Regions from separate parts of the Homo sapiens genome. Here region 2 is linked to region 1. A link is an interaction called in ENCODE POLR2A ChIA-PET data of the cell type or tissue named here. Cell type or tissue: endothelial cell of umbilical vein. All regions are shown on one strand. Each heading gives the region's core, and the rest is flanking DNA. Links, peaks and the distances in the headings are about the cores only.

Region 1 (5,382 bases), core at 187-5,186:
GGAGATTGCAGTGAGCCAACATCATGCCACTGCACTCCAGCCTGGGCAACAGAGTGAGACTTCATTCCCCACCCTCAAAAAAAAAAGGGAGCATTTCCACCTTGGCCTGAGCTTTTTCCCCTTAACTTTGTGGCCATCTCAACCACTTCTCAGATCAAACAAACACCTCCCTCCCTACTATACTCCACCCTATGTACTTCATGGCAAGTTCCTTCCCACATTTCTTCTCAAGGAAACAGATAGTAGCCATGGCCCAGTAATTATAGTTTTCAAAATCAGTGCCAGGAAACCATACCAGCACTAAGGAAGGGAAAGAAGACATAAAACTAGGAAATAAAAGGCCTTCCTCAATTTTTCTGTGTACTCCCAAACCAAATTACTAATCATTTTTCCAACAATTAACAGAAGAAATAAGTTACATATGTTTCCTCAGATAAAAGTTATATAAGTGGAGGGTGGGCTTTGAGAAACTGAAAAAGAAAAACCAGGAAGAATAACTAGATTCTACCTCCAATACAGGGCGATTTTGGAATCATTCTTTGCTATTGGTTCAAAGAACTAATTTTTTTTTTTTTTTTTGAGACAGGTTCTCACTTCATCACCCAGGCTGGAGTGCAGTGGCTCAATATTAGCTCACTGCAGCCTTGACCTCCTAGATTCAAGCAATCCTCCTGTCTCAGCCCCCTAAGTAGCTGAGACTACTGTGCTAGCCACCACTCCCATCTAATTTTTTGTTTTTTGTATTTTTTTGTATAGATGGGTTTTCGCCATGTTGCCCAAGCTGGTCTCGAACTCCTGGGTTCAAGCAACCCACCTACCTTGGCCTCCCAAAATGCAATGATTACAGCCTTGAGCCACCACACCTGGCACAGAACCAACATTTTTAATATTAAGCGTTTCACATAGTCAGTCTTTGATACAACACTTCTACCTTTGAGAAACTAAGTCATATTTTCAAAAAAGTAGGCTGGCTGGGAGCGGTGTCTCATGCCTGTAATCCCAGCACTTTGGGAGGCCAAGGTAGGAGGACTGCTTGAGCCCGGGAGTTTGATACCAGCCTGGGCAACATGGTGAGACCCCCGTCTCTACAAAAAAAATAAAAATTAGCTGGCTGTTGTGGCATGTGCCTATAGTTCCAGCTACCTGGGAGGCCGAGGTGGGAGGATCAGTTGAGCCCAGGAGGTTGGGGCTGCAGTGAGCTATGATCGCACTACTGCACTCCAACCTGGGTGACAGAGCAAGACCCTGTCTCAATAAAAGAATTAAAAATAAATTAAAGGCCAGGCGCAGTGGCCCATACGTGTAATCCCAGCACTTTGGGAGGCTGAGGTGGGCGAATTGCTTCAGCTCAAGAGTTCAAGACCAGCCTGGGCAATATGGCAAAACCCCTTCTCTACGAAAAATACAAAAAATTAGCCGGGAGTGGTGGTGTGTGCCTGTGGTCCCAGCTACTCGGGAGGCTAAGTTGGAAGGATTGCTTGAGCCCAGGAGGTCAGGAGGTCGAGGCTGCAGTGAGCTGAGATTGCACCACTGCACTCCAGCCTGGGTAACAGAGTGAAATACTGTCTCAAAAAATAAATAGGTAAAAATTTAAAAATTAATTAATTAAAAATGAAAAATAAATGTAGAAATCAGAGAAAGCTTTACAAAGGAGATGACTTTTTTTTTTTTTTTTTTTTTGAGACAGAGTCTTGCTCTATCACCCAGGCTGGAGTGCAGTAGCACAATCTTGGCTCACTGCAACCTCTGCCTTCCGGGTTCAAGTGATTCTCCTGCCTCAGCCTCCCGAGTAGCTGGGATTACAGGCACCCACAATCATGCCCGGCTAATTTTTGTATTTTCAGTTGAGACGAGGTTTCACCATGTTGGCCAGGTTGGTCTTGAACTCCTGACCTCAGGTGATCTGCCCGCCTCAGCCTCCCAAAGTGCTGGAATTACAGGTGTGAGCCACCACACTTGGACAATCTTGGACTTAAAAAAAATCTTTTTTTTAAGGCTCAGGGACTCACTAGGAATTTTGTCCTAGCTGTGTGATCATAGGCAAGTCATTTGAGTTCTCTGAATCACAATATTCTCTTCTGCAAAATGTCTTCCTGCTTACCTGGTGAGAATCAAATGTTTGTGCAACTGCGTTATAATGCATATATATAGATATATAGATGACAAAATATAATTAACAAAGAAAGTACTGGCCGGGCATGGTGGCTCACACCTGTAATCCCAGCACTTTGGGAGGCCAAGGTGGGCAGATCACCCGAGGTCAGGAGTTCAAGACCAGCCTGACCAACATGGAGAAACCCTGTCTCTACTAAAAATACAAAATAAGCCAGGCGTGGCGGCGCATGCCTGTAATCCCAGCTACTTGGGAGGCTGAGGCAGGAGAATCGCTTGAACCTGGGAGGTGGAGGTTGCGGTGAGCCGAGATCGCCCCATTGCACTCCAGCCTGGACGACAAGAGCAAAACTCCATCTCAAAAAAAAGAAAGTACTGATCTGGCACAGTGGCTCATGCCTGTCATCCCAACACTTTGGAAGGTCGAGGTAGGAGGATCACTAGAGCCCAAGAGTTAGAGACCAGACTGGGCAACATAGCAAGACCCCCATATCTACAAAAAACTTAAAATTAACTAGGCATGGTGGTAGTCCCAGTTCCTCAGGAGGCTGAGGCCGAGGGTTGCTTGAGCCCAAGAGTCAGAGACTGCAGTGAACTGATCGCACGACAGCACTCCAGCCTGGGCAAGAGAGAGGCCCATCTCTTAAAAAAATTAATTCATTTTTTCAAAAGGCATTGATGGATCTAGAAAAATAAATAAATGTTTTAAAATTTTTTCTTAGAAAAGAAAGTATTATTAATTGTCAGTCTGGATAAAAAAATAGAAACTTGTTTTAATGTAGAATTTCTTTCCCTCAGTCATGAACACCACATTTCCTTCATTTGTTCCTTCTCATAATCAAAAATCATCTTTGCCACTCAGGGGAGTGATCTGGGCTGTTTTGGCTCTCAGAAAAGCTTTTATTTGTTTGAGACAATTCTTGGACTAAGAATTTTGACAGTATATTAAACTGCCCACTAGGTGGCAGAGCTGAGTCAACTGTATTTCTGAATTGTGTAAGAAATAATTTCTCAGAAAAGGGGAAGTTGGGTTGAGCACACAATGTCCCATCTCCCTCATACTTATAAACACCAACGCAGTCCAATTTTCTTCTCACAGAAAAACAAACCACCACCTCTCGCCTCCTTACCGTCCCTGCTCTGATACATATTTGGGCCACAGGCTTTGAGGAGGGACAAATATGATACAGTTTAGCATAAGAAACTGAGGTTGAGGTGTCAAGTCTAATAGTAATAAGAAATAATACTAGGATCTGAATTACTGGTATATTCTATCCAGAGACATAACCCAATCTATCAATTCAATCAATCTATCTCTATATGTATGTGTGTGTCTGTGTGTGTGTGTGTGTGTGTGTGTGTGTATATATATATATATATATATATTTTTTTTTTTTTTTTTTTTTTGACATGGCAATTCAAGCCATCCTCCCACCTCAGCCTTCCGAGGAGCTGGGACTACAGGCGTGCACCATCACACACAGCTAATTTTTTTTATTTTTAGTAGAGACAGGGTTTCCCCATGTTGCCCAGGCTGGTCTCGAAGTTGTGAGCTCAAGTGATCCGCCTGCCTCAGCCTCCCAAAATGCTGGGATTACAGGCGTGAGCCACTGCACCTGGCCTCAATTTATATTTAATAATACATTTATTCTGTGAAGTGTACTCTAATAGATGCTAGGAAGAATACAAAGATAAAAAAGGGCAGAGTTTCTATTCTCTAGGAATTTAGGAGAGAAAAGGCACTTTACGTGTTAGTGCTATGTAAGAAATATGAATGTGCTATGGAGTATTCCAAAGAGAATGAAAAAATATTTGATTGTAAGGTAAAAGATGAGGGGATTGGCTGGGCATGGTGGCTCATACCTATAATCCCAGCACTTTGAGAAGCTGAGGCGGGTGGATCGCTTGAGCTCAGGAGTTCAAGACCAGCCTAGGCTACATGGTGAAACCCTGTCTCTACAAGTTTTTTTTTCTTTTCTTTCTTTTTTAAGTTAGCCGGGTGTGGTTGCATGCCCCTGTAGTCCCAGCTACTCGGGAGGCTGAGGTGGGAGGATTGTTTGAACCTGGGAGATCGAGGCTACAGTGAGCCATGATAGCACCACTGTACTCCAGCCTGGGTAACAGAGTGAGACTCTATCTAAAAAAAAAAAAAAAGTTGAGGGGATTGGGAAGCAAGAAATGTTTTTGGTTTTGCTTTGTTGCTTTGAGATAGAGTCTCACCCTGTCACCCAGGCTGGAGTGCAGCAGCATGATCTCAGCTCACTGCAACCTCCACCTCCGGGGTTCAAGCAATTCTCCTGCTTCAGCCTCCCGAGTAGCTGGGATTACAGGCACCTGCCAACCATGTCCTGCTAATTTTTGTATTTTTAGTAGAGATGGGGTTTCACCGTGTTGGCCAGGCTGGTCTCAAACTCCTGACCTCAGGTGATCCACCCACCTCGGCCTCTCAAAGTGCTGGGATTACAGGCGTGAGCCACTGCGCCCAGCCAAGAAAGGTTTAATAGAGGAAAAATTATTTGGCTGTCTACAGAAGAGTGGGTAAAATTTCAAAAAGCAGAGATGGGGAAGGACAGGCACACTAGGTACAAGGAAAAATGTAAGCAGGGACATAAAGACAGAGAAGGATATATTAAGGGAACACTGAGTGCTCAGTTTTGGCTGAAGCATAGGGTACATGTATGAGGAAATAGTGGGAAATGAATGAGAAAATTTGGTTGAGGACATTTCGTGAAGGCTTAAATGCCAGGTTGAAGCATTTAAACGTGATTCAGTAAGCAATACATTTTGCATTATTATAGGAACACACAGGAACTCAATTCTGTGAGATTAATCTAGTGATGTTCTATAGATTACAGCAGGAAAATCAGTTAAAATCTATTAAAGTAATCTAGGCAAAAGTAACAAAAACATGAACCAGAATGGTGGCAGTAGAATAAGAAACAGGAGACAGGTGCTAGAAACACTAGAAAGATGGCTCTATAGAATTCAGCAGTTGACTGGATGTGGGGCATGACAGAGAGGAAGGAATTAAAGGCAATCCCTGGATTTTAAGCCTTTATAACTTGGGGAATATATAATGGTTCTATTAAAACAAACAAGGGGGCTGGAGGCAGTGGCTCATATCTATGATACTAGCACTTTGGGAGGCCAAGGTGGAATGATCCCTTGAGCCCAGGAGTTTGAGACCAGCCTAGGCAACAAAATGAGATCCCATCTGTACCAAAAATTAAAGAATTAGCTGGGCATGGTGGCATATGCCTGTGGTCCTAG
Region 2 (5,382 bases), core at 172-5,171, 250 kb after region 1:
AGAGTTAGGTGTCATTTATATCTTGAAATGATTGCTCTAACTGCTGTGCTGAAAATAGAATGGGGGGCTGCGAGGTGTGCGAGGCAAAGACACAGCAGAGAAACCATTTAAGAGGCTATTGCATTAATATAAGCTAGAGATGCCAGTGGTTTGGGTGAGAGCAGTGAAAAATGGTTTGGTTTCAGATGCAGTTTGGCAATATTCATGATAGGAGTTACTGACAGATTGGATGTGGGGTGTAACAGAAAGAAGAGTTATGACACCAAGGTTTTTGGCCTGAAAACAAGAAGAATGGAGCCACCATCCACTGACATGGGGAACATTAGGAGGAGTAAGTTTGGAGGAAAATATTTAAGAGTTCATTCAGTTTGGGACATAATAAGTTTGAGGTGCTTATTATACAAGTGGAAATGTTGAATAGGCAGAGGTCTTGGCTGGAGATAATATTTGGAAGTTGTGGCCTATATATGATATTTAAAATTATAAAGCTGGATAAAGTGGTCAAAGAAGTCAAGATAGGAAATAGCAGAGCTCAGAGAATTGAGGCCTGGGCCCTCGATGGTTAGAAGTTTGGAAGATAAGGAAGAATAAGCAAAGGAGACTGAGAAGAAACAGCCAGGGAAGTACAAGGAAAACCTAGAGAGGCTACAGCTCTGGAAACTATGTGAAGACTCTTACCTGGTTTTAGCATGTGACTTCCCTTCCAGACCCAGTGGGTTGATTTTTCTCGTCTGTGAGTTTCTAAAATTAAATGTATACACTATCTTCCTTCCCTCCACATCTTCCCCAGACATTTAGCTTTAACAAGAAAAGATTTTTTTTTAATAAACAAAATTCATTGTAAATACTCTGTCAACTATTGTTCTCTGAGCAACAGCTCTTATGCATTGGGGCCACCCTCAGCAGTCTCTGTTACTGCTACAAAAACATGGGACTAACATCTGACTTCCAGAGAGTAAGTAGCCAAGAAAGAGAAATCATCAGCTGATCAGCTGCTGGTGAGTTGTCCCTCGTAATTCCAAGCATTCATATAGGATTGACTTTTACAGCTTCAAGAACTAGGCTATCTCTCAAACTTGATTATTACCATTTACTTATTGGTCAGTGTAAGCATAAGATAATTTGCCCTTCTTGTCACTGACAAATAGGTGGGTATATATTAGTTACCTATTGCTGTGTAACACTTTACCCCAGAATTTAACAGCTTATGACAATATTTATTATCTCAATATTTTTGAGGGTCAGGAATTTGGGAGCAATTTAGCTAGATGGTTCTGGTGAAGGGCTTCATGAGGTTATAATCAACATGTCAGCTGTGGCTACAGTCAACCGAACACTTAACTGGACCTGGAACATCCACTTCCAAGATGGCTCACTCACATGACTGTTGGCAGGAGGCCTTAGTTCCTCACCATCTGGGCCTCTCCATAGGGCTCCTTGAATGTCCATATTACTTGGCAGCTAGCTTCTCTTGGAGTTAGTGATCCAAGAGAATGATAGAGGAAGCAGGAAAAAAACCCATAATATCTTTTTATATCCTAATTTTGGAAGTCACACACTGTCATTCCTGCTACATTTTGTCTGTAAGAGGTGAATCACTAAATCTAGCCTACATTCAAGGAGAAGAGAATTAGCTCCACCTCTAGAGAATTTATGGATGTATTTTAAAATCACCACAGTTTGCCCTCTAGCCACAAATTATTTACACTTCTTCTATGTGCAAAATGCACTCACTTCCTCCCAAAATCTATCAAAAAAGTCTCCTTCTTCTATAGCATCAGCTTGAAATATAGGTAGCTGTCCTTTTAACTAGGTCCAAGTGTGGGTGTGGCTCCTTGGGTATAGTTCCTCAGGTATAGTTCCTTTTGTTGTGAAGACCTGTAAACTAAAGAGACAGGTTAACTACCTATCACACACCCAACATACAGTGATATGGACAGGCAGTGATTCTGAACAGGTATAGAGATTTCCTGTTCCAAAAGGGAAAATGATGGCACAAAGAAGTTGCTGGTTCACAGCAATTCTGATAGTTGTCTAGACAAATGTCAGAAGTTCCTTGACTAGGACTTCTACTTCTGCCCAGGAGTTCTTCTCTGTGACTCTGGAATCCACCCTGTTAGTCATCCTTTCTTTTCCATTAAAAGTAGTTCATATTTGTAGCTGCATAGCTTTCTTAGCTTGCTTCTTGCCAGTAGAAATTTCAGGGCCCAGAGACCGGTTTTCATTTTGTACTATTTTTCCACCTTTCAGTTTAAGCTGGCAGTGTTTCTTTTTAAAACTTCGAGTATCCTGTGAATCTCACTGGGATTCATGCCATTAGGCAAAAGCCACATCCACCAATCTCTTCTAAATAGGCTTTTTCCACCTTGGGTTTCTGCTGGGATTGCTGAGAGATACCACTTGTAATGGGTAGAATTGTGTCCCCCAAAAAGCTGTGTTCAAGTCCTAACCCTGATAAGGTCACCGTGAATATGACCTTATTTGGAAATAGGGTCATTACAGATGTAGTCAAGTTATAGTAAGATCACACTGGATCAGGAAGGGCCCTAATCCAACGGTTGATAGTCTTATAAGGAGAGAAATTTGGCTGGGTGCGGTGGCTTACTCCTGTAATCTCAGCACTTTGGGAGGCCAAGGTGGGAGGATCACCTGAGGTCAGAAGTTCGAGACCAGCCTGGCCAATGTGGTAAAACCCCGTGTCTACTAAAAATACAAAAATTAGCCAGGCGTGGTGGCCCATGCCTGTAATCCCAGCTACTCAGGAGGCCGAGGCGTGAGAATTGCTTAAACCTGGAGGCAGAGGTTGCAGTGAGCTGAGATCGCACCACTGCACTCTGGCCTGGGCGAGAGTGAGACTCTGCCTCAAAAAAAAAAAAAAAAAAAAAAAAAGAAGCTAGAAATTTGGACATGAACACAGAAGACAGAAGAAAGCCATGTGATGACAGAGGCAGAGGTTGTGGGGGGCATACATCTACAAATCAAGGAATGGCAAAGATTGCTGTCAAACATCACCAGAAGCCAGAGAGAATCATGGAATTGATCTCCCTCAGAACTTCCTGAAGGAACTAACCCTACTGACACCCACATCAGTGAACGAATAAATTCCTTTTGTTTTAAGCTACCCAGTTTGTGGTAGTTTGTTATAGCAGCCCTAGGAAACTAACATAACACCCTTAAGCTTCTTAGTCCGATTTTCTAATTGAATGATTCTTTAGGTACCATTCTAGATCTTTGTGAGGTTGTGTTTTTTTTGTTTTTTTTTTGAGACAGTCTCACTCTGTCACCCAGGCTGGAGTGCAGTGGTGCAATCTCGGCTCAGTGCAACGTCCGTGTCCTGGGTTCAAGTGATTCTCATGTTTCAGCCTCCCGAGCAGCTGGCATTACAGGTGTGTGCCACCATGCCCGGCTAATTTTTGTATTTTTAGTAGAGACAGGTTTCTCCATGTTGGCCAGGCTGGTCTCAAATTCCTGGCCTCAAGTGATCCTCCTGCCTTGACCTCCCAAAGTGCTGGGATTATAGGCGTGAGCTACCGTGCCTGGCCCTTTCTGAGGTCTTAACAAAGAAGTGTTATAGTCTGATCCTTGGCTTCATCTGAAATCAGTCTTTTGGCAGTGCCTTGGATTCGATCTTTGCTTGAAATCTCTTAATTTTAGTGTCATTTACTAATCTGGAGATGCTGGGAATTCTCAGAATTATATAATTCTGTCCTTTTTGTTTAACTGTTCTTCCTTTAATTCATCCCTCTTTTGCATTTTAAAGTAAGCAGCAAGAAGCCAGGAGGTACTTTCAAAAGTGAAATCACTTTAGCTAGATTATCAACCAGTTTTTGGACCACAACATCTACTTTCCATGTTATGGTAAGGCCACAGCTTTGCCATTATATAACAAGGATCCTTTTCCCTCCAGTTTCTAATCAGATTTTTTCTGCCTTTTCTTAATCTCTCACCTTTAACTTCCTCAAAGGCCATAGTGCTTCTGTTTTTTTTTAAGGCTCTTCAAACTTCACTGATGCTCTCCTCAAAGTCCTTTTAACTTCTGCCCCACTGCTGGGTTCCAAAGATACTCTCAAGTTTTGGGTCTTTATTGTGGCGGCACCGGTATCCAGATATCGAAATCTGTATATTATCTATTGCCATATAACAAATTATCTCAGAGCTTAGTGGCTTAAAACAACAAATATTTATTATCTCACAGATTCACTGGGTCAGGAACAGGTTCAGTTGGGAGTAGCATGGCTGAGTGGTTCTGGCCCAGGATTTCATGAGCTTATAGTCAAGATGTTGGCCATTGCTGCAGTATAGGATTGACTAGGCTTTACACATATTCTGGCAGGTTTGTTCTGGCTGTTGGCAGTACTCAGTTCCTCATCACATGGACCTTTCTATAGGACTGCTTGATATGGCACTCTCCCAGAGCAAGTGATTGATCCGACAGAAGTACAAGGAGAAAGCACTGCCCCCCGCCCCCCACCTTTTTTTTTTTGAGGCAAAGTCTCTGTCACCCAGGCTGGAGTGTAATGGCACAATCTTGGCTCACTGCAACCTCCTCCTCCTGGGTTCAAGTGATTCTCCTGCCTTATCCTCCTGAGTAGCTGAGACTATAGGCACGTGCCACTAATGCCTGGTTAATTTTTGTATTTTTAGTAGAGATGGGGTCATGTTGGCCAGGCTGGTCTCGAACTCCTGACCTCAAGTGATCCACCCACCTCAGCCTCCCAAAGTTCTGGGATTATAGGCAAGAGCCACCACACCCGGCCATTTCCCCCACTTTTTTTTACCTTGTCTTGGAAGTCACAGATTATCAATTCTGCCATATTCTATTGTTAAGTGAGTCACTAAGTCCAGCCCACACTGAAGGGAAGATTATCAAATAATTTTTGGACATATTTTTAAAACAACACGAAGCATTCTAAAAAAAAGAAAACACAATGAATTCATAGAAGCAGAGAATAGAATGGTAGTTACTAGGAGCTGTGGGGCAGAGGGGGTGGATTAGAGAGATGTTGAAGGATACAAAATTTTAGTTAAAAGTTCAAGAGATCTGTTGTACAACGTGGGTGACAGTAGTTAATAACAATGTTTTCAGCCAGGTGGGGTGGCTCATGCCTATAATCCCAGCACTTTGGGAGGCCAAGGCGGGCGGATTACTTGACAGCCCGGCCAACATGGTGAAACCCCATCTCTACTAAAAATACAAAAATTAGCCAGGCGTGGTGGTGTGCATCTGTAATCCCAGCTACTTGGGAGGCTGAAGCACAAGAATTGCTTGAACCTGGGATATGGAGGTTGCAGTGAGCTGAGATGGTGCCTCTGCACTCCATCCTAGGTGACAGAGCAAGACTTCATCTCAAAAAAAGAAAAAAAAAAAACAACCAGTGTTTT

What was found. Peaks named below come from ENCODE experiments on the same cell type or tissue, not always from the same donor. Only the 100,000 strongest peaks of a DNase experiment are listed, where the experiment ranks them.
Region 2: POLR2A ChIA-PET joins it to region 1 with 5 read pairs; 2 of 35 experiments call an interaction of 5 or more read pairs at or near these places.

The regions. Positions count from the first base shown.
Region 1 is chr1:146,005,138-146,010,519 of GRCh38, reverse strand. No RefSeq gene overlaps it. Among named protein-coding and RNA genes, the nearest start is that of TXNIP, 11 kb to the right of the region's middle. In endothelial cell of umbilical vein, for the core only: a CTCF peak has its summit at 3,066 (motif pointing right); a DNase peak (open chromatin) is centred at 3,079; H3K27ac peaks cover 209 bases.
Region 2 is chr1:145,754,339-145,759,720 of GRCh38, reverse strand. The region is part of intron 4 of RNF115 (ring finger protein 115); the gene reads left to right. Among named protein-coding and RNA genes, the nearest start is that of CD160, 38 kb to the right of the region's middle. In endothelial cell of umbilical vein, for the core only: no CTCF peak of the experiment used is centred there; no DNase peak of the experiment used is centred there.